Linked DNA regions of Homo sapiens: region 2 is linked to region 1. The links are chromatin loops, found by intact Hi-C in ENCODE. Cell type or tissue: heart right ventricle. All regions are shown on one strand. Links, peaks and the distances in the headings refer to the core of each region. The heading gives the core; the rest is flanking DNA. Region 1 has its middle 77 kb from the start of ZNF195. Region 2 holds the start of LOC124902619 (a long non-coding RNA gene).

Region 1 (12,016 bases), core at 1,226-9,225:
GAACATGAGTGGGTCTGGCCCATACAGTCATAATATAATTGGCCTCAAGGGGCCTAGTCTATAATAGTTCCAAATTTATTGTTTTGTAGTACCACTGCAGTATCAGCCACACATTCTTCCCAAACTAAGACTTCTGGGTCTTTTGATTCTTTTGGAATTTCCTTGGGGCATGGTTTCCCTTTAGGCCTAAATTTTAATAATCTTTGATAGGAAGAATTCTGTAAGTTATTCATTTGTGACCCGAGTGACATTCCACTTATCGTATGATAAGTAAATTTACTGGTGGCACTGACAGTAGGTACTTCTATCAACCAATTTTGGATTGTAGGCATTAAGCATCCTGGTGCTTTTCCCAGGCAAATAGGAGGATAATGACACCCAAAGGAAATGTTTATCATCATTCCTTCTTCTTCAGGTTGGGCAGGGCCACGGTCATCAGTGGGGCCTGGTACCCTTGCACTGTTATTAACATATACTTCAATAGGATTATCTATCCAAGTGACTGCCCGAATTAAGGGTGGGAAAATCACATAGGCTCAGTAAGTATAGTTAGCTGTAGCAGCTCCTGAAGACATAGGGAGACTTACCACCGTTGATACAATCATTAAAGCTGCAAGCAGCATATTCTCTGGAGTTTGTGTTACCCTTGTGTTTTCCAGGCTTTTTTCAGCTAACTGTGTCAGCTTCTTTAGCTGGGCCCAGGTCGGCGGCCCCACTTTCTTGGTGGATGGCAACTTCATCTGTTCTTCTGATATCACCATTTTGTTCACCCTGCGAGTCGATGATGTTCGATTACGGGTTCTCTGTCTCTGTGGAGGCGCCTTCCCTTGCATCTCTGATGGGTTCATTGTAGAACTTCAAATGTCTAGTGGGTACCCAAACAGGAAGCTGATTTTTTCCTGGTGAAACACAAGCAAAACCTCTCCCCCATGTTATCACCTTACCTATTTCCCATGTTTTATTTTTGTTGTCTTTCCACCAAATCAGTTTTCCCTCATGTGGGCTGTTCTTTTTACCAGTAAAATGTTGTTCTGCAGAAGTAGTGGTCTGATTTATATATATATTTTAAAAATTTAAAGTATAGAGTGCTAGATTAAGTTGCATCTGGGGAGTGTTATACTCCTTACTTTTTCCTTTTTTTTGTTTAACCAATTGAGCTTTGAGTGTTCTATTAGTTCTTTCAATTATGGCCTGTCCTTGGAAATTAGGGATTCCTGTTGTATATGTAATTTTCCACTGATTTAAGAATTTTTGAAATGCTTTACTACAGTATCCTGGCCCATTATCTGTTTTAATTTTTTCTGGAAATCCCATGACTGCAAAACAAGATAATAAATGTCTTTTAACATGGGAAGTAGTTTCTCCTGTCTGGCAGGTTGCCCATATGAAATGTGAGTAAGTATCAACTGTCACATGGACAAATGACAATTTTCCAAATGAAGGTACATGTGTGACTTCCATTGCCATAATGCATCAGGACATAAACCTCTAGGATTAACTCCTGCCTCTTGAGCGGGCAGGTGTAAGACTTGACACTGAGCACAATGTTGTACAACATTTTTTGCTTGTTTCCATGTGATATCAAATTTGTTTTTTAATCCTGTTACATTTACGAGTCAGGGCCTGAAGTTCTTGTACTTCCATGAAGGCAGATGATACTAGCAAGTCAGCTTGTCCATTTGCCTTAGTTAAAGGCCCTGGTAAATTAGTATGTGCTCGGATATGAGCCATATAAAATGGGAAATTTCTTTTTCTTATAGTTTGTTGTAACAATTTAAACAGCTGATTTAACTGATCATCCATACTATATTTGATTAGGGCTGTCTCAACATCCTTTGTAACCTGTACTACATATGCAGAATCTGAAACAATGTTAATAGGCTGATTAAAATCTTGTAACACTGAAATGACATCAACCAATTCTGCTCTTTGAGCTGAGTGATATTGAGTTTCAATGACTTGTTCTTTTGGCCCAGTGTAAGCCACTTTTCCATTGCTGGAACCATCAGTAAACACCGTCAGAGCATTTTCTAGAGGTTTTTGTCTGGTAATTTTAGGTAAAATCTAAGTAGCCAATTTCAAAAACTGGAAGATTTTTGCTTTTGGGTAATGATTATCAATAATTCCCACAAAATCAGCAAGACCAATCTGCCCTGCACCAGAATTGATAAAGGCTTGTCTAACCTGTTCCTTGTTTAAAGAAACAATGATTTTATCTGGGTCATTTCCACACAATTTTACTATTCATAGTCTTGCCTGACCAATTAATGTAGCCATTTGATCTAAGTACAATGTAAAATCTTAACTGTACTGTGAGGAAGGAATGACCACTCCACAAGATCTGTATTTTGAACAGTAATGCCTGTTGGAGAATGTGCAGTAGCAAAAATTAAAAGTTGGAATGGGGCTAAGTGATCTATTCTATTTAATTTTGCTGACTGAATTTTTTCTTCAACTAATTCTATTTCTTTAGTAGCCTCTGGAGTTAATATTATTTTACTATTTAAGTCTGGATCCCCTCTCAAGATAGAGAACAAATTTGACATGGCATAAGTAGGGATGCCTAGAGTTGGCTAAATCCAATTAATATCTCCTAGTAATTTTTGAAGTCATTTAATGTTCTTAATGTGTCTTTTCTTATTTCTACTTTTTGTGGTTTAATTTTTCTCTCCTCTACCTGCATTCCCAAATAATGAAAAGGAGTGGAGGTCTGGATCTTATCAGATGCTATTGTCAGGCCTGCGTTTGCAACCTCTGTCTGCAGAAATGTGTAACAGTCAATTAATTTGTCTCTTGTTTCTGCAGCACACAAAATATCATCAACATAATGAATGATATAACAGTCTGAAAACTTGTCTCTAACTGGTTGAAGAACTTGAGCTACAAAAGTCTGACAAATAGTTGGACTATTAAGCATTCCCTGAGGCAACAGTTTCCACTGAAATCTAGTGGCTCGTTCTTTATTATTTATGGCTGGTATAGTAAAAGCAAATTTTTCAAAATCCTGTTTTGCCAGAAGAATGGTAAAAAAGCAATACTTCAGATCAATTATAATCAAAGGCCAATCTTTGGGGATCATGGCTGGAGAGGGCAGCCCAGGTTGGAGAGGCCCCATGGGTTGAATTATTGCATTAACAGCTCTTAAATCAGTTAGCATGTGCCATCTGCATGATTTTTTCTGAATTACAAACACAGAATTCCAAGGCGAAAATGAATGCTTTTCTAATTGTTCTTTTGCCAATAAGTGTAAGGCCTCCAGCTTTTGTTTTGGTAGTGGCCACTGATTTACCCATACAGGCTTTTCTGTTTTCCAAGTTAATGGAATGGGTTTTGGAGGCTCTACAGTGGTCACCCCTAAAAAGGATACCCTAGTCCTTTTCTTTCTGGATTTCCCTTAGCCTCAATTGGACCTTTAATGCCTTCTCCATTTTTCCCTAGTCCTTTGCCAGGGAGATATCCCATTTTAGTCATGATTTTTTGACTCGTGGGGCTGTATAGAGAGACTGGAATAGTAATCTCTGCATGCCACTGTTCTAATAAGTCTCGGCCCCATAAATTAATTGGAATAGAAGTAATCATAGGCTGAACTGTACTCTCTTGATTATCAGGTCCTAGACAATGTAAAATCCTGGAACTTTGATACACTTCTGAGGCAGTGCCCACACCAACAAGTCCTGTGACAGGCTTTTGTTTAGGCCGATTTTTTGGCCGTTGATTTAAGGCAATGATAGAAACATCAGCCCCAGTATCCACTAATCCTTCAAACTGTTTTCCCTGAATAGTAACTGTACACACAGGTCTATTCTCTGAGAGCTGACTAGCCCAATAAACAGCTTTTCCAGCAGTGTTGGTACTTCCAAACCCTCCTGTTCTTTCTGTTTTGCTATCCCCAATTTTAATATAAGGCAAGAGCAGTAATTGAGCAACTCTATCACCTGGATTGGCACTCCAGGGAACAGTAGAGCTGATCACTAACTGAATTTCCCCTTTATAATCTGAGTCAATTACCCCAGTATGAATTTGAACTCCTTTCAAATTTAGACTAGATCTTCCTAAAATAAGGCTACCATCCCTTCTGGCAGCGGGCCATATACCCCTGTAGGAATCTTTTGCGGGGGCTCTCCAGGGAGTAAGAAATCATTTGAGTAGAACATAAATCTACTGCAGCACTGCCTGCTGTGGCAGGGGATAATTGTCGTATTGTAATTGGCTGATTTCCTGAAATGGTGGTATTTACTGTGGGGTTGTTGTCCCTGAAAACCCTGAGGAACAAATGGCTGAATCCGGAATGCCCCACTTTGTTGCGGGGCCTGGGGCTGGCCCCTCTTCCCGTTTCCCGACAATGGTTGTCCATTTTTATCAAATTTAGAACGACATTCCTTAGCTCAATGTTTTCCTTTTCCACATCTTGGGCTCAGGCCAGGTGGCTCTTTTTTGTTTGTTTGCTCTGTTTATTTAAGCCTGGGCAATTCTTTTTTAGATGACCGATTTGACCACAATTATAACATTTCCCCCCAAATGTTTTAACTTGTCCTCCTAAAGCAACCCCTGTAATTGCTTGAGCCAATAGCATTGCCTTATGCATAGCTCCTCCAATCCCATCACAAGCCCTCACATATTCTGTAATTACATCAACTCCTGCTGAAACCTTTCCTCTTAATGGCTTTATGGCTGATTGACACTCCGGATTTGCGTTTTGATAAGCCATTATTTCTACAATAACTTTTCGGGCATTATGATCCGCAATGGATTTTTGAGCCGCATCTTGCAACCTTGCCACAAAGTCTGGATATGGCTCTTTAGAGCCTTGTCTGATTGAACTAAAAGAACGGCAGGAGGTTCCTGGGTCCTGAATCTTTTCCCAGGCCCTGAGGCAAATAGCCCTTAGTTGTTCAATAGCCTCATTTTCATTACTGATTGTTGGTTAATAGTGCCCTAATTTGGACCTGTTCCTAGCAATTGGTCTGCATCTATATAAGCAACAGGATTAGTAGCCTGATTTTTTCGTACCTGTTCTTGTACCCCATCAGTCCACCAGGTTTTAAACTGTAGATACTGAGAGGGTGAAAGGGAAGATTTAGCCAAAATTTCCCAATCATAAGGAATAAGTCTATTTCCATGAACAATGGAATCTAATAATGTTCTCATATAAGGAGAGTTAGGTCCATATAGTTTAACTCCTTCCTTCATATCTTTTAACATTTTTATGGTGAAAGATTCATATCTAGTCTCAGTTCAGACAGACGCTCCTGCCTGACTCGCTTTCCCGGCCGGCATCGGTTGTAACATTACCGGATATTGCCATGCCTCAAGATCTCCCTGTTTTCTGGCTGTAGCAATGGTCTCATGCAGTGCACTATCTTGTCCACTAGGTGGTACTGTAAGATCAAACGCCATCGCCGTGGGTTGTTGATGTAGTGCCTTGCTATTTGGCACAGGACGCACTGCCTGAGATCCATACTGAACCTCTGGAGACGGCCGATACTGAAATGCGGCTGGCGGCTGGTGTTGATAAACTACCGATGGTTGAGTTTTATTTTCTACTGGCTGGTATTGCGGATACTGTGCCTGGATTGGCATTTGAGATTGTGACATCACAGGCATCTGAACCGCGGGAGAAGGAGTTGGTGGCCATCGTGGTCTAAACTCTGATGGCCCAAATAATTCTGGACCTCCTTCCCCCAATTTTGATGATTCAGGATATATTACCTCCTGTAATTGATTATAGTCAACATTCTGCATTGACCAAGCCAGTACAGGCTCTACTGCATTTTTACAATGTGAACTTTCCATTCCTTTCTTACACTCTGTTCCTGCCTCTTCTTCACAATCTATTACACAGCTTTCAGGGGCGTCAAAGACTGAAACGCTATCTTCTTCTATTTGAAATGGTTCTAAAGTTGCTTTAATAATGGCCCAATCATTCCATACTGTAAGTGGGATGATTTTACCTTCCTAATTGCTTGTTTTAGTTCTTTGCCAATTTTTACCCAATCTTCTAAATCTAAAGTTCCCTGTTCTGGAAACCATGGGCGGAATTGTTCTATTGTTTGAAATAGCATAACTAGATTTTCTGTAGAAGCTTTAACTCCTCCTCTTAAGAGAATTTTAATGAAGCTGAGATAAGAAGCATATTTACTTTCAGTTTGCCCCATTGTTACCCTGGATTCCTCCGAGCGCACAAGCTAACCACAAGGCTGACTGTGGACGTACTCGGGAATCTCTCGTCGGCTGTCCTCAATGCTCACGTTCTTAGCGTAACTTCACCCTAGAGAAGGGCTCCACTCTGGGCTCCAGATGAAGGGATGGCCTGCCCCTCCACACCTGTCGGTATTTCTAGTCAGGTGGGATGAGAGACAGAGAAAAGAAATAAGACACAGAGACAAAGTATAGAGAAACAACAGTGGGTCCAGGGGACCGGCACTGAGCACACCAAGGACATGCACCGGCCCCGGCCCCTGAGTTCCCTCAGTTTTTATTGATTATGATTTTCATTATTTCAGCAAAAAGGAATGTAGTAGGAGAGCAGGGTGATATTAAGGAGGTCAACAAAAAACATGTGAGCAAAAGAATCTATATCATAATTAAGTTCAAGGGAAGGTACTATGCCTGGAAGTGTACGTAAGCCAGATTTATGTTTCTCTCCTCCCAAACATCTCAGCGGAGTAAAGAATAACAAGGCAGCATTGCTGTAAACATGTCTCGCCTCCCGTCACAGGGCAGCTTTTCTCCTATCTCAGACTTGAACAAATGTACAATTGGGTTTTATACCGAGACTTTGAGTTCCCAGGGGCAGGCAGGAGACAGTGGCCTTCCTCCATCTCAACTGCAAGAGACTTTCCTCTTGTACTAATTCACCTCAGCACAGACCCTTTACGGGTATCTGGCTGGGGGACAGTCAGGTCTTTCTCATCCCACGAGGTCATATTTCAGACTATCACATGGGGAAAAACCTTGGACAATACACTGCTTTCAAGGGCAGAGGTCCCTGAGGCTTTCCACAGTGTATTGTGCCTCTGGTTTATTGTGACTAGAGAATGGCAATGACTTTTACCAAGTATACTGCTTGTAAACATTTGGTTAACAAGGCACGTCCTGTACGGCCCTAGATCCCTTAAACCTTGATTTTATACAACACATGTTTTTGTGAACTCCAAGTTGGGTCAAAGTGGTTGGGGCAAAGTGGCTGGGGCAAAGCTACAAATGAACAACATCTCAGCAACGCAATTGTTTAAAGTACAGATCTTTTTCAAAATGGAGTCTCTTATGTCTTCCCTTTCTACATAGACACAGTGACAGTCTGATCTCTCTTTCTTTTCCCTACACAAATAAAGAGCCCAGTGCCTTTTGTCATTGCTCAAGAGATTGAAGGGGTAGGAAGAAAAGATGTTAAGTTATAAACATGTTTCAGTTTTGGTACCACTTGAGCCAATTTACGTTTTGAAGAGGAAAGAGTCTTGCCTACAAAGTCAGCCCCTGGGTTTTCCTTCTGTTTATGGAATCCAGGCAATGGGCAAAGAGAAAAAGAAAACTATGGAATCAGCCAGATGCAGTGGCTCATGCTTGTAATCTTGGCACTTTGGGAGGTTGAGGCAGGTGGACTTCTTGAGTCCAGGAGTTCAAGACCAGCCTGGCCCACATAGTGAGACCCCGTTTCTACAAAAAATACAAAAAGTTGCTGAGCATGGTGGCATGCACCTGTAGTCCCAGTTACTTAGGAGGCTGAGGTGGGAGAACTACTTCAGCCCAGGAGGTTGAGGCTTCAGTGAGCCATGATTGTGCCACTATACTCCAGCCTGGGTGACAGAGTGAGGTCCTGTCTCAAAAGAAAACAAAAAAAGATAAGAAAAAGAAAACTAGGGCATCTGGACAGAATAAGCTTATGTATATAATAAAGAACTGAGATAGAACTGGGTTGACTGAATAATTATTTGAATTGCTTTTGAGTGAATTTTTCCTATTGGAGTCTACCTTTGTTTTTGTGTGTGTGCGCGTTTTTAGTTTTTTGTGTTTTTTTGGTTTAGTTTTGTCTTTGTTTTTTTTCAGACTGGGCCTTGCTCTGTTGCCCAGGCCGCTGGAGTGCAGTGGCACGATCTCAGCTCACTGCAACCTCTGCCTCCTGGGTTCCAGCAATTCTTCTGCCTCAGCCTCCCCAGAAGCTGGGACTACAGGGCATGTACCACCAAGCACAGCTAATTTTTGTATTTTTAGTAGAGATGGGGTTTCACCATGTTGGCCAGGCCTGGTCTTGAACCCCTAGGCTCAAGTGATCCGCCTGCCTCAGCCTCCCAAAGTGCTGGGATTACAGGTGTGAGCCCCTGCGCCCAGCTAGAGTCTACCATTCTTTGAATTCACTGCAGTGCAAAGACTGGGACATGTGGAACTCCAGGTGTATATGGGTTATGTAGAGATGCTAGGGGCTGATTAAGGAAGGAAAGATACGAGAAGCCTGCAGAGCATGCTTTCCCAGACTGTATGGGCCCTGGGAAAGGAGAAGTGGACAGAAAGGGAACACTAGGTACCCTGGAAGAGAAGATTCATCCAAGTCATCAGGAAAGTTACTAAAGCAAGGGAAAAAACTTAGAGACAGGGCCAAACACGCTTCTTCCAAGTCCTTTCTGTCTGCTCAGTCACCTCTATGCTCATTTTTCTTCTTTCCTCTAAGTAGTGTCATGCGTTTTCTTCCTATTCCTAGTCACTCCTAGTCAACTAACTCCTCTCTTTACCATCTTTTCATCAGAACTTGAAACCTCCTCTCCTTCATGTATTAGTGATCATGTTTCTCCATATTACTGCTAGAAACAAGAATTGAAACCTTGAAAACCTGCATTTGAGAACCAGATCTGCCTCTGCTAGCTATTTGAGAAGTTATTTTTTTCCATTCTTTTTGTTGTTGTCGATACAGGGTGTCACTCTGTCGCCCAGGCTGGAGTGCAGTGGTTCAATCTTGGCTCACTGCAGCCTCAATCTCCTGGGCTCAATCAATCCTTCCACATCAGCCTCCTGAGTAGCTGAGACTACAGGTGTGTGCCACCACAGCTGGCTAATTTTTAATGCTTTTTTTTTTTGTTTACTTATTTTTTTTGTAGAGATGGGGTCTTGCTAGGTTGTGTAGGCTGGTCTCAAACTCATGGGCTCAAGTGATCCTCCTGCCTTGGCCTCTCAGATGAAATGGGAAAAGTTCCGTTGTCCCCTTCGAAGGACATGCGATGCGGGTGTGGTTCATTTATTCAGTGCCCCACTGCTCAAACCTCTAGGGGAGCATGCAGACAGGCAGGGAGCCCCATGGCAGTGTCCAGGGGTGAATGTTTATAGTTGAAGCCCCAGTGGGTGTGTGTTACAGGGTGCTCTTTTAGTTTAGCCGTCTGTAGGTAGCTTGTGTTAGTCGGCTCAATTAGACCCCCGCCTTATTGCAAGGACAGAGGGCTCTTTTTGTCCTGGGGTTCTTGCCTTGGTATACCGGAAGTGGTGCGATCTCAGCTCACTGCAAGCTCCGCCTCCTGGGTTGACGTCATTTTCCTGCCTCAGCCTCCCAAGTAGCTGACACTACAGGCACCCACCACCACGCCTGGCTAATTTTTTTGTATTTTTAGTAGAGATGGGGTTTCACTGTGTTAGCCAGGATGGTCTGGATCTCCTGACCTCGTGATCTGCCCTCCTCAGCCTCCCAAAGTGCTGGAATTACAGGCCTGAGAGTGTAAGGTTTTATTGAGTGGAAGTATCTCTCAGCAGGTGGGGGAGCCAGAAGGGAGATGGTTTACCCCTGGAGTCGGGTGAGTGGCCTGACTCTTCTCCGAATGTCCCAGCCAAACTCTGTGTTGTTCTGCAGTCAGTGGCCTGCGGTGTGTCGGTGCCCATTGGTGCGTTCCTCTTGACGTCCAGCACCCTTGTGTTCCTCCGCTGATGTGCTCCTCTCGAAGTTCAGCTGCCTGTGTGCCTGCCTGCTAGGGTCTCAGGGTTTTTATAGGCACAGAATGGGTGTGTGGCAGCCAGGGTGGTCTTGGGAAATGCAACATTTGGGCAGGAAAACAAAAATACCTGTCCTCACCTAGGTCCGTGGGCACAGGCCCTGGGGTGGAGCCCTAGCCAGGGACCACACCCTCCTCTACCCAGTGCTTCCCTTCCTCACTTCCATATCATTTAAAGGGACCACATTCTTCCCTTCTGAGCACTTCCCTTCTGTATCACAAAGTGTTGGGATTATAGGCATGAGCCACTGGTCCCAGCCAATTCCGTTCTTTTAATGCAAACTAGAAAATAGGTGTTCAGAAAGGCCTGCCCTATCCACCTCAGGGTTGCTATGAAGATCAAATTAGATCATGTGCAACAGAAATTTAGAAAAGATTCCAAAAGCACTGTGCAACGAGAATGTACTTTTAAACTCCACTGAGTGGACTTAAAACTATGTTTTTTTCTTTCTTTCTTTCTTTCTTTTTGGTTGAGACAGAGTTTCACTCTTGTTGCCTAGGCTGGAGTGCAATGATGCCATCTTGGCTTACTGCAACCTCTGCCTCCCAGGTTCAAGTGATCCTCTGTCTCAGCCACCCAAGTAGCTGGGATTACTGGCGCTCTCCACCATGCCTGGCTAATTTCTTTCTTTCTTTTGTTTTTGTCTTTTTAGTAGAGATGGGGTTTCATGGCGTTGGCCAGGCTGGTCTCGAACTCCTGACCTTAGGTGATCCACCCACCTTGGCCTCCCAGAGTGCTGGGATTAAGGCTTGAGCCACCGCACCCAACCTGTGTTTCTTTTTTAAGCAAAAAAACAAATGCCTCTCTCCAGCGCTCACTAAACAAATCCCTCTTTTTTTCCCATAGGATTCTTATCCTTCTTGCCCCAGTGCAAACAATCTATTTTCTTTTGGCCCTTCTGTCCATCTGTGAAAGGGGCAGGCTTTCTAGCTAACCCTTAATCAAATATTTTTGATGACCACAGTCAAGACAGTACTTATTATTTTTTTTGAGACGGAGTTTCGCTCTTGTTGCCCAGGCTGGAGTACAATGGCACAATCTCGGCTCACTGCAACCTCTGCCTCCAGGATTCAAGTGATTCTCTTGCCTCAGCCTCCCAAGTAGCGGGATTACAGGTGCGCAACACCACGCCCAGCTAATTTTTGTATTTTTAGTAGAGATGGGGTTTCTCCATGTTGGTCAGGCTGGTCTCGAACTCCTGACCTCAAGTGATCCGCCTGCCTTGGCCTCCCAAAGTGCTGGAATTACAGGGGTGAGCCACCCAGACTGGTCAAGACAGTGTTTATTAATGCCTGAGATGCATTCAGGAGCACATGAGCTGGCTGTGGCTGTTCTAACAAAGTTCCCCAAATGGGTGGCTCAGGACAACAGAAAGTCATTCTCTCCAGTTCCAGAAGCTTGATATCTGAAACGGCAGGGCCGTGCTCCCTCTGAAGGCTCTAGGGATGAGTCCTTCCTTGCCTCTTCTGGCTTCTGGTGGTTGCTGGCAATCCTTGGCTTGTGGCCACATCATTCCATTCTCTTCCTTCATTCTCATGTGGCCTTCTCCCCTGCGTGTCTCTGTCTCCTCTTCCCATGAGGAATGCCATTATTACTCGATTTAAGGTCCACGCTATTCCAGTATGACCTTTTTGTAATTAGATCTGCAGAGACCCTATTTCCTTTTCTTTTTTTTTTTTGAGATGGAGTCTTGCTCTGTTGCCCAGGCTGGAGTTCAGTGACACAATCTCAGCTCGCTGCAACTCTGCCTCCTGGGTTCAAGTGATTCTTCAGCTTCAGCCTCCAAAGTAGCTGGGATTACAGTTGCACGCCCCCATGCCTAGCTAATTTTTGTGTTTTTAGTAGAGACAGCGTTTTTTCATGCTTGCCAGGCTGGTCTCGAACTCCTGACCTCAAGTGATCCTCCTGCCTCAGCCTCCCAAAGTGCTAAGATTACAAGCATGAGCCACCATGCCCTGCCCCTATTTTCTAATAAGGTCACATTCTGGGATTCCTGGTGAATGTGAATTTTTGGAGGACAGTATTCAGTCTAGCAAAAGGCAGAACA
Region 2 (12,016 bases), core at 1,622-9,621, 380 kb after region 1:
TGTGAGCATTATATAATACATGTAAAGCATTTAAAACAGTGCCTCGTCCACAAGTATTAGCTATTTTTTTTTTTTTTTTTTTGAGACAGAGTCTCACTCTGTCACCCAGGCTGGAGTGCAGTGGCGTCATCTCGGCTTACTGCAAGCTCCGCCTCCTGGGTTCACGCCATTCTGCCTCAGCCTCTCGAGTAGCTGGGACTACAGGCACCCACCACCACGCCCGGCTAATTTTTTGTATTTTTAGTAGAGATGGGGTTTCACCGTGTTGGCCAGGATGGTCTCGATCTCCTGACCTCGTGATCCGCCCGCCTTGGCCTCCTAAAGTGCTGGGATTACAGGCGTGAGCCACTGCGCCTGGCCAGTATTAGCTATTTTTTTTTTCCAGGCTATACAGACACAAAAGGAGAGTGCACAAATTTAGGGATCTACTAGATCCTCTACTAAATATGGACCCTTTCCACCAGGAGACTGGAAAGTGTTTTGGCACAGGACAGCTGTCCCAGGTCACTCTGTGATGCAGCCATAAGTAGAACCTCTCTCAACTCAGGGCCCACCCTGCCCTCTCCAAACCTGGTATCTTGGCTACTGAGTACAAACCCAAAGGCACAGTTAAGAAACCTGCTGAGTAAGGGGCTCAATTCTTTAGAGAGCTGCCCTATCCCAATCCAGGGTATTCTGGCAATGGGGAAATTTTTTTTTTTTTTTTTTTTTGAGATGGAGTCTCACTCTGTCGTCCAGGCTGGAGTGCAGTGGCGTGATCTCAGCTCACTGCAACCTCCGCCTCCTGGGTTCAAGTGTCTCCTGCCTCAGCCTCCCGAGTGGCTGGGACTACAGGCAGGTGCCACTGCATCCGGCTAATTTTTATATTTTTAGTAGAGATGGAGTTTCGCCGTGTTAGCCATGCTGGTCTCAAGCTCCTGACCTCAGGTGATCTACCTGCCTCAGCCTTCCAAAGTGCTGGGATTACAGGCGTGAACCACCACACCTGGCCACCCCATCATTCTTGTAAGTACTGAAAACCCTATCTGGCCATGTACACTCAGATTGCCAATTCAATGCAGGGGAATACTGGAGATTCAGTTGGACCTGGGATTTGGACTGGGGTCTGGGTATGTTATGATGAATGAGGTAGAGGCTGAGGCTCCCAGACATTAGTATCTTCTCTCAAGGCCCTTGGTGGGGTGGAGCAAATTTTTTTCTTTTTTGAGACGGAGTCTTGCTCTGTCGCCCAGGCTGGAGTGTAGTGGCGCAATCTTGACTCACTGCAACCTCCACCTCCCGGGTTCAAGCGATTCTCCTGCCTCACCCTCCCGAGTGGCTGGGATTACAGGCGCATGCCACCACGTCCAGCTAATTTTTGTATTTTTAGTAGAGACGGGGTTTCACCATGTTAGTCAGGCTAGTCTTGAACTCCTGACCTTGTGATCTGCCCGCCTTGGCCTTCCAAAAAGTGCTGGGATTACAGGCATGAGCCACCATGCCCGGCCTGGAGCAAATCTTTCAGGCCCAACTAGGAAGGATGAAGTCAAGAGTAAGACAAAAACTTGACTTTCCCCTCAATCTTCTGTCCATTTCCTGAGATCCTGGCATGTGCCTCTGAAAGATTTTAGAGACTTCCAGACTCTTGGATAGAAAATACCATCATTAAGAACATAGATGCTAGAGTAAGACTCGCAGGTATTCTAATCACAGCTCCACCAACTAGTTATATGTGATCTTGGCAATATATTTGTTCCCTGAGCCTCAATTTTCTCATCTGTAAAATGGGGATAATCTTGCCTATTGCATTACAATTGCTCAGAATATGAAATGAGGCCAGGCACGGTGACTCATGCCTGTAATCTTAGCACTTTGGGAGAATGAGGCAGGTAGATCGCTTGAGCCCAGGAGTTTGAGACTAGCCTGGGCAACATGGCAAAACCCTGACTCTACAAAAAATGAAAAAATTACCAGGGTGTGGTGGTACACACCTGTAGTCCCAGCTACTCGGGAGGCTGAGGTGGGAGCATCACTTGATCCCAGGGTGGTCAAGGCTGCAGTGGGCTATGATCACACCACTGCACTCCAGCCTGTGCGACAGAGCAAGACCCTGTCTCAAAAAAAAAAAAATAAAAAGTAAGAGTTAATAATGTATAGAAGATGTCCAGCATGAGGTATGGCACATAGCAAGTGCCCAATAAATGGACTGCTGTATTTATGAGTGGGGTAAGTATGAGGAGTCCCAGCTCCAGCCAACATCTGGTTACCTCTGCAGGTCACAGGGCCTCGGGGAGATGAACTGCTTTTCTGAGTTCTGGAACACAGCTTCCAGAAACCCTGTGATTATTTACACTGCTATGGCAAGGATCCTTCTCTCATCAGCTACTTCCTCTTGGCCATGGGGGACTCTTGGTGGTCAATATGTGACTTCCTTTCCCTGACTGTCTCCCACAACCAGGGCCTGCTCCCTGAGAGGGGGCAGCCCTGTTTTAAACACAACCAAATCCCTGAGTATTCCTTATCCCTGGCTCCACCCAAGCACCATCAACACTAGCCCATTTTCTCCATTTCACTTGCTATACTGCAAGGCTGCACCCTGGTCTGGGAACCCCTTACCCCCCCAGCCTGGGCTCTCACCACTGGTTCAGAAGCTTCAAAAATCAATGACAAGTGGGGAAGAAAATCCCCACTGGGAAGTGGAAAAGAAACTTTCGTCATGTGGGGGCTGCAAAGGACCCAGGGCTTGGTCCCACCTCCCTCCCAGGCTACAGTTTGCCTTGGAATCAGCTGGGAGAGGAATGGTTTCACTCTATGAAGTTGTGTCTCTGGTTCACATTAAAAAATATTTCCATCCTATTTGCATGAATGAGAGAGAGTGTGTGTGTGTGTTTGTGCGCGTGCACGTGTGCATGCAACGTCAGGACATTCAGATAGAGACCCTCAGACAGTGGGTCAGGGAAGGGCATAAGGACCCTCTAGGCCAGTGGAGAGTCAAATAGAGACCTCAGACTGGAAGTTGAGAGACCTAAGTTCTAACCCCAGCTCTGCTGACTCACTATAACCAAGCATGAGGCATTTACGCTTGCTGGGCCTCAGTTTTCCTATCCAGGAATTAGAGATTAAAATGGTTGTTACAAGAGCACTAGGTGGATGAACTAAGACTTAAAGCTCCTTGGAGGCAGGGGGCATTATTTGTGCCCAGCGGATTACGTGGGAAGCCTTGACATTCAAAGCAGAACTCCTGGGCCTGTAATCTTCAGTTCCACACAGAGCAGGAGAGTGGGTGTTGACAGTATGACTGAAAAGCCCAGCACTGGGCTGGCCCAGGCAGGAAGGCAAGGAGGGAACTCCGGCTGGCTGTCACAAGGCCCAAGAGACTGGAAGTACAGCTCTCTAAAGAGGTGGTTATCAACTAGCAATCAGTAAATCAGCTCTCAAAGGAGAGGGGAAGGACAGCGTAGCTTCCGGGCTGGGAAGGGAACGAGGACCGACACTGGAAAAGGATGATGAGTATGGTAGTGTCCAGAAACAAGCAGAGCAAAGGCAGTGTGGTATAGGGCCAAGAGTACTGGATACCTGACTCTGATGTCTTGAGTTTATCTGCCGACCTTGACCCTTGATAAAAAAGCCCTCATATGGTATAAGCCTTTATAGGTCACATGTTATTATGTCATTTGACCTTTATAACAACCTGTTAGTACTATGCCTATTCTACAGATGAGGAAACAAATTCAGAACAGTAAAAGTAACTCAACATCACACAGCTAGTTAGTGTGGGAGCCAGAACACAAACCCAGTTTTGTGACCCAAAGTCCTGTGTTTTCCTTGGTGCATCATACAGTCTTCAAGTTACCCCTTACCAGCTAACTGTGTGACCTTGATCAGGTAAGTTACTGCCCTTCCTGGAGCCTCTGTTTCTTTATCTGTACAGTAGAAGTAATAATAGTACCCCTCCCAGCCTCAAGGGCAGCATCAAGGAACCTGACCATGGGAATGAATACACTTTGTAAACTGAAGTGCTGTACACACAGGAGGTGACAGGAGCAAAGCCTTTCATCCCAGAAGGCAGGAAGCACTGAGTATGCCTGTATCTGTGGTAGGGGATCAGCCCAGTCCTCCCTACTCAGGTCTAGTTCAGACCTTTATCCTCTCTCCCAAAACAACTCTTCTTTCTGAAATCCTCTGGCCTGAACTGGGTTGAATAAGTTACCATAGCCCATTTCAGGAGGGCATATAGAGTCTAAACTGTGCCAAACAGGAAGAAGGGATGTCAGTGCTGCAGGACACCAAACCAGGAGTGTGACCTATCTGGAGCGGGGTTCAACAATGACTTATTCACTAAGTGGCTTTTTCAAAAGAATCATTAAGCCCAGCTCAGTGGTGCACCTGCAGTCCCAGCTACTAGGGAGGCTGGGCCCAGGAGTGAAGGGTTGTAGTGTGTACACTAGTCAAGGTTATCGTCCCTGTGAGTAGCCACTGCACTCCAGCCTGAGCAACACAGCAAGACCCCATGTCTCAAAAAAAAAAAAAGTTATTTAGTAAATCAATGGTTGCCAATCTGTTTTGTTTTGTTTTTTCTTTTGGAGCAAGGTCTTGTTCTGTTGCCCAGGCTGAAATGCAGTGGTGCCATCACAGCTCACTGTAGTCTCAACCTCCCAGGCTCAAGGCATCCTACCTCAGCCTCCTGAGTAGCTGGGACTACAGGCAGGCACCACCACACCTGGCTAATTTTTGTATTTTTAATGCATCTTTTTGTTTGTTTGTAGAGACAGGGTCTTGCCATGTTGCCCAGGCTGGTCTTGAACTCCTGGTCTCAAGTGATCCTCCTGACTAGCCCTCCCAAAGTGCTGGGATTATGGGCGTGGGCCACCATGCCTGGCCAGATCTGTATGTTATTAGACAAATTACAATGACTTATTCTGGCTTTTTAGTCCCAATTCAGATCATGCCTGGTCCCTCATACTGGCATTCAGAGTTCTTCACAATTTGATAAGGGATATTAGAGTTACGTAGACTTGGGTTTGAATCCTAGTTCTGCCTCTTACCAGCTGTGTGACCCTGAGCTTCTGATGATTTGCCTCTCTAAGCTTCAATTTCCTTATCTTTCAAATGCAGTGGCAACGTACAGTACCTACCACATAGCACTGTTATAAGGACTAAGTGCATTAATGTATAATATGTGCACAATGTAGGTACTTTGCAAGTGTGAGTTCCCAGCTCCCTGTTCCAGAGGGATTTTCAATGTCCTCTGCAAACAAGCCAGGATCATTCTTGCCTCTGAACTTTTACTCTTTGTTTTTCCCTCTGCTGCCATTCCCTCTCCCTTCTCTAATCTTCCTTACTCCTTAAGGCCTAACTTAAGTCTCACAGTTGCATAAGGTTACTGAATTCTTCTTTGGATATCCATTGCATGGCTACCTGTCGCCCAGGTTAGAGTGCAGTGTCGCGATCTCAGCTCACTGCAATCTCCACCTCCCGGGTTCAAGTGATTCTCCTGCCTCAGCCTCCTGAGTTATTGGGATTACATGCATGTGCCATCATGCCCAGCTAATTTTTGTATTTTTAGTAGAGACAGGATTTCATCATGTTGGCCAGGCTGGTCTTGAACACCTGGCCTCAAGTGATCCACCTGCCTTGGCCTCTGAAAGTGCTGGGATTACAGGAGTAAGCCACTGCACCCATGGCCACCCCTTTTAACCCTGCTTTGGCTCTGTGTGATTCTCCTTTTCCAACAGTCATACGTAAGTTTCCCAGCTGTACATGCCCTTCAGTACTGAAGCCTTGGCTTCTCTGGACTAAATGACAAAAAAAAACCTCTAAGTATAGGGCTAGGCACACAGGACTGTACAACCATTGCCTTTTGATCTGCTTGTACCAGCCCTCATCACTGAGATATGGAGAGACTTCTCTGAAGCCCAGTATCGGACACTCCCTGCCCACCCCCCAACAGACAAGACTGCAATGCTGAATCTCATCGGACAGCAATGACAGGCAAAAGCTATGCCTGAAATAGGCAAAAATCTCTCTTCCCAGTACCAGGCTGACCTGGCTCCGGCAGGAAGTATAGCCCATGGGGGTCTAACCCTATCTGAATGTGGTCCCTGGAGCCCGGCTTGTACCCAGTGGGGCCTGGCCTTGGGGTGTGGCCCAGGCAGGCCCAGAATGGGGGAGGGAAAGGAAGCAGCCTGATTGCCAGATCTCTGTGGCTGTTACAGCAGGGGAAGTGTCCCAACTGGGAGTGGGGGAGGGGAGGAACGGACTCTTAAAAGATAGGCGAGTATGGAGGTGATGGGAACTTACCTCAGCCTTCTATAACCTGCCTCCCTAACATGGGGCTCCCTTTCTGCAGCCCTCCCTGAACCTCATTATAACTACAATCCATCTCTGGCCATTCCAATCCTGATCCTCTACAAAGGGGCCTCCATATTCTCTTCCGTAAAATACACCAAGTAGTAATATGGAACCATGCACCATTGCTGCCTCTTCCAGGAAAGCGTAAATTATCCAAGTCAGAAGTGACTTATCCTATCCAAAGTCTGGTCCCTGTCTCTCTCACAGGCTTGGAGAGGCTGATGTGAATCTTATCTCTTGTTATTAGAATGGGAGTGTCTAGAGGGCAAGGTCCTGGTTGACTGGACCTTGCTGAGCACCCTAAGCTGAGCACACCATGTAGTAGCTGTCAGTAAATGACTGAATGAAGTCGATGCAATCATGTCTTTGCATATGGGAGTTCCTCTTCCTGGAATGCGACTCACCCCCCTTCAGATCCTTCCTGTCCTTCAGGCCCAGTACTGTTCCCCAGCTTCTCCAGGACATCACAGCAACCCCCTCTTCTGCCTTACCTTTCCCAGCATTGACCGTACTTTTCATTGTGCTGAACTAACTGGATGCTTCAGGGGGAGGGTAGTCTGACCTTCTGTTTATTTCCAGAAGCCCAGGGAAGGGCTGAGCAAAAGCTGTAGAATGACATACCCCTCCTCCCCCATCAATCCACAGACTCTGATGCTGGGAACAAGGAAGAACCTCTAGGACCAGAAGACACAAGACATAAGTAACCAACTTCTTTCTCATTCACCCTGAAGAGCCCAAAGTTGGGGTAATAAACACATAAGCTATACTGTCTTGTCTTCAACTGGAAGGGTGAGAGGTGAAGCTGGCAGATCTAGCTCAGAGATGATGAGGAAGATGGGAAGGAAAAGTGGTCCCGACAGGCTACAGACTGGGAATATCCGAGGACCCTTGGTCAAAGACATGGCAAGGGACAGGGGCACTGTTGGAAACACTTCCAAAGCTCTACAAGTTTGTTTGTTTGTTTGTTTTGAAGGGAGGAATAGAGGAGAGGTGATATAAAGAGGCTCAAAGGGGCTGCAGCTGGCTGCAGCTGGGCTGGGAGGAGGAAGCTGGGGGAGACATGAGGTCAGTGTGGGACTGGGACCAGGCCAAGGGCTGAGTCTCTTTCTTCCCTTTCTCCCCATCAGCAGGGAAGAACCCAAGAGAGCCCAGTTCCTAGCCTTAAAAAAAAAAAAAAAATCCCCCGGGTGCCGTGGCTCACGTCTGTAATCCCAGCACTTTGGGAGGCCAAGGCAGGCAGACCACTTGAGATCAGGAGTTCGAAACCAGCCTGGCCAACATGGTGAAACCCCGTCTCTACTAAAAATACAAAAATTAGCTGGGCGTAGTGGTGGGATTACGCCTGTAATCCCAGCTACTCAGGAGGCTGAGGGAGGACAATCACTTGAACCCAGGAGGCAGAGGTTGCAGTGAGCAGAGATCATGCTACTGCATTCCAGCCTGGGCCACAGAGCAAGACTCCATCTCCAAAAAAAAAAAAAAAAGAAAGAAAAAATCCATGCTGGAGGACTCTCCACCTCTTGTCATTCATCCTTCAGCCTTTGGAGAGGATCCTACATTGCAGCAGCAGGTAGGAAAAGAGAAGAGTTGATGCCACCCACTAGGAAACGAGACAGTGGTAGCTGGGAAGGCTGGGGGCAGTCTAGGACCCTTTCACTAAGTCCTAGTTCCCAACCTTCTTCCCTCACTGTCCCAGCACCCTAAGTGTTCCATAAAAGGTGAGCCTCAGCTGGGCATGGTGGCTCACATCTGTAATCCCAGCACTTTGGGAGGCTGAGGCTGGCAGATCACTTGAGGTCAGGAATTCGAGACCAGCCTGGCCAGCATGGTGAAACCCCATCTCTACTAAAAAATACAAAAAAAATTAGCTGGGCCTGGTGGTGCATGCCGGTAGTCCCCGCTACCTGGGAGGCTGACACAGGAGAATGGCTTGAACCCGGGAGGTGGAGGTTGTGGTGAGCTGAGATCGCGCCATTGCACTCCAGCCTGGGTGACAGAGCAAGACTCCATCTCAAAAAAAAAAAAAAAAAAAAAAAAAAAAAGCTGAGCCTCAGGACCAGGACAGCTCTGGCTGGGGGAGCCAAGGAAGCTGCCCCCTCCCCCACGCAGCACAGAGGAAGGGTGCACACTGGCTTCCTCCTCCCCGCCTAGCAGCAGCTCAGCAGTCCCTGGGCCCCACCAAAGGCCTGTGAAGTGGCACTTCCTTTGCCTTTGCTAATTTCACATGAGGCTGTACAGAAGTGCCATCCTGCAAATCCTGGCACCCCCACCTGAAAATACCCACAGAGAGACCCAGGGCTGCCCAGTCCCTTTAGCCCCGCCCGAGGCCTGAGGGGGTTTCCACAAGGGAAAATAACACCAGGGAGGAAACTCCGGCATCTATTTTCCACTGTCAGTGAGGCAGAGCTGGAGTAGGAGACAGGGTACTCCCCCATCTTACTACCCCCTGGCAAAATCCCCAACATTCTCTGCCTTCTTATCTCTCAAGCTCTAACAGTCCTTGTGCTTGGGGAAAGGGCAGTACTATCCCTGGACAGATATGTATGTACAGACTACTCGGACCTGTCAAATTGAGGCTGGTAAGACACAAGGGCCCAGAGTGAGGGGCACTGCTATGAGCAGTCTCTTGGGGGAGGAAGAGTCAGAGCCATGATGTTCACTGTTGCCTTTGGAGGTACTGATATGCAACTCCTTAATGCTAAAATAGAGCCAAGAGAAACCAAGTTGACCAGGTAGCAAATCTACGACAAGGATCCGGATCTTCTAGCCTCCACCCTTATGCTACTTCTACAAAGGAGAGAAGGTGAGGATTCTAACTCTGGCCTGAGAATGGGCCATCTCTTTAACCTCATTCAGGAGAACGCTACCATGGTTTATTCCTTCAGAAAATGGGCCAAAGGGTGGGTTGACTTACATCTGAGCCTTTTTGCTTCCAAGTTCCCAGGCTCTCATGCCTAGCCCATCCTGGTGCATTCATGATTTAGCACTGACATTACTCAATAGCCAGCCACTCTGGCCCTGCCCTAGCTGAGAAGCTCCTCCTCTGGCCTCTAGCTCCTGGAGAGATGCCCTCCCCCCATATGAGATGAGGACAAAAGAGGAAGCTGGACCCTGGACAGGAAAACCAGTCTGATCTGGGGAGGTGGCCCAGGCTTTGTCTTTGGTTTCCCTCCTCAGCTCTTGTCACGGACCCCTACTGACCTCACCACTAATGGGTCTACAGTATATAGAAGGAGTCTTCAGTGTGGGCCTGAGCCCCCTTCTTCATGTCACAACCTTGACCATACCTGTTTAGCCAAGACTTCAGCGGCAGCCTCCTAGGTTGTAGCCACCACCTCCCTTTACCCCCCAATATTTTCCCATTAAAATCTCTCCCGCCCTGGTCACATTTTTTCCAATGATGCCTTTTTTGCAATTAGCTCAAACTTCCAATGGGGCCAGATCTCACCTGGGAGAATCCCTGTCTCACCCATCTTGTCTTTACCATCAGAGCCCTGTGGGTTTGCTCAGTTACGCAGAATACTAAAGTAACTACTGGTTTGCCAGCCTAGGAACTGGGACTCCTGGGGTTTTTATTAAGCTGTGATGCTGGGAAAGTGCCTTGTATGCACATCCTTCTCTAACCTGGGCTCTTATGTAGGTCCCTGGGATTTCTTCCCGGACCCAAACTTCTGTACCTCCAAGAAATGGGAAGAGAGACAAGTGGTTGGAAGGGCAGGACTGGAAGAAGAACAATTCATGGGAGAGGGACGACTGTGACATGGGAAGATGACAGAATGGGGAACAGGGAGAGCCCTTAAATTTAGCTGTAGCACTTACTCCCCTCTACTTCTCTTTTTTTCTAGTGGAGAGAAATGAATACAGATGACTAGAGGAGGTAGACAGGAGCAAGATCCTCAGATGCACCCCAAAAGCTTGAGGATGGAGCTCTAGAGTGGAAACAAGAGCCTCCATAGCCAGGATGGACTGAAGTTAAATTTGGGAGGAATTCCTGAGAAGGAATAGGGTCCTAGGTGAGATGGGGAGTATTAAGGATGCCTGAAGGCAGAGGGGTCAGTAGAACTCCAGAGGGCTTCCTGGTCACTAAGGCCCTGATGCAGATCAGGGCATGCGGGTACCCAGCCTAGGCAGGCCCCAGAAGGTAGCAGGAAAGGAGCAGACACTTTTGCCTCCGCCGCTTCTTAAGTCCGAAGTTAGACCAGCTGCAGTCTTTCCTCCAGAATCCTGCATTTGCCTCCTCCCTTTATTTCCATCACACCCAAGCTGGTCCCATTCTTTCCACCAGGTGATGCTGGAACTAGTAGGTAATGGAGTCAGGGACCTTCAGGCTGTCTTCCGGCTTCTAGGCCTGGCCTCTTGGTCAAGCACCACGGGTTGGGGTGATTTTGATTTCCCACGGCCTCTCTTACAAGTCTTATTCCTGTGTCACCCTACCCTGACTGCTACAAACGGCTTCCTCCTGCCTAACCACAACCTCACTCACTGCAGGTTCCCTTCATTCTGCTGGCTTCCCTTGCTCTGGGCCCTCTCAAGGCTGAGGGCAGTTATTTTGTCTGTAAGAGATAAAGATGTAGTCACACAGACACGCGCGCGCGAACACACACACACACACACACACACACACACACACACACAGGCTTTCCATCTCTTTAATCCATCTCTAAGAGATGAAGATGTAGATACACAGACACGCGCGTGCGAACACACACGCAAACACACACACACACACACACACACACAGGCTTTCCAGCTCTTTAATCCGTCTCTATCACTGGGAGGCTGCAGACTGCCTCTCCAAGCTAGGGAGGTTTGAAAAGACTCTAGAACTCACTAAGTCTTCAACAACTGATTCCAAAGCTGGAGATAAGTGGGTGGGAGGGAAGGATACAGAGAGGGTGACAGGCTGAGGGTTCAAAAGGAATGAGGGGTGATGGAAGAAACCAGGAGGTGCATGTGTGTGGGTGCCAGAGCTGGGAAGGGAAGGGATGGGGCAGGTTGCAGAGGACCAAGACGAACATGGGGCAGGGTAGGTGAAGACAGGTCAAGGCCTAGGTATGACCGTATGTTTGGAGGAAAAGAGACTGGAAGGGATGAGAAGAGAGTGATGGCGGATTTGTGGGTAGAAACTAAAGAAGGTGTGGAGGGAGACGACAGGAGCATGTGTATAATTCAGGGACTAAGAATGAAGAGGAACACTAGGAGATGGTTCTCAATTGTCCCCAAAAGACACAACAAAAACTTGTCAGGGACTATCAGTACCTCTGAATGAGAGTCCTTCCACTTCCAGTTACAGGGCAAGACCAAGTTACTCCCAAAAGAGCAAGGCCAGGCTCTGGTCAGCTAGGAACAGCGTCTGCTCACTAAATACCTACTGCTTGGCTCCAGGTAAGGTCGGGACTCAGGAAAACAGACATACAGACAACGACTGGGGTCGGCGGGGCTCCCCCACCCAACCCGGGTCCTCCTGAGTGCAGAGGGCCTTGGGGCTGCAGACCGAGTGTGGGTCTGTATTAGCATCCATCTGACAGGGAGAGAGCTTTCGGAGGCCCCAGACACCGCCCCTCTCACCCCAAGTGTCACAACTGCCAGAGCAGAGGGAGCGCCTTTTCCAGCCCAGAAGCCCTCTCCCCTCACGCACTTCTCAACACCCCCCCCACCAACTTCTGAGGACACCCCACCTGCGTCC

What was found. A loop is a pair of places that touch in the nucleus more often than their neighbours do. Peaks named below come from ENCODE experiments on the same cell type or tissue, not always from the same donor. Only the 100,000 strongest peaks of a DNase experiment are listed, where the experiment ranks them.
Region 2: a loop joins it to region 1, with 12 times the contacts of the local background. A loop is called at or near these places in 4 of 110 quality-filtered maps.

The regions. Positions count from the first base shown.
Region 1 is chr11:3,449,655-3,461,670 of GRCh38, forward strand. It overlaps the pseudogene ENPP7P15. Among named protein-coding and RNA genes, the nearest start is that of ZNF195, 77 kb to the left of the region's middle. RefSeq lists enhancers at 9,273-9,774, 9,775-10,274. In heart right ventricle, for the core only: a CTCF peak has its summit at 5,398 (motif pointing right); a DNase peak (open chromatin) is centred at 5,397; H3K4me3 peaks cover 394 bases; H3K27me3 peaks cover 609 bases.
Region 2 is chr11:3,828,560-3,840,575 of GRCh38, forward strand. The region is part of intron 1 of RHOG (ras homolog family member G); the gene reads right to left. It overlaps LOC124902619 (a long non-coding RNA gene), which reads left to right and starts at 8,718. Exons shown (of 2, transcript XR_007062560.1): 1 at 8,718-9,133; 2 at 9,508-9,716. RefSeq lists an enhancer at 10,541-10,740. In heart right ventricle, for the core only: no CTCF peak of the experiment used is centred there; DNase peaks (open chromatin) are centred at 6,202, 7,410, 8,490, 9,392 and 1 weaker place; H3K4me3 peaks cover 987 bases; H3K27ac peaks cover 7,479 bases.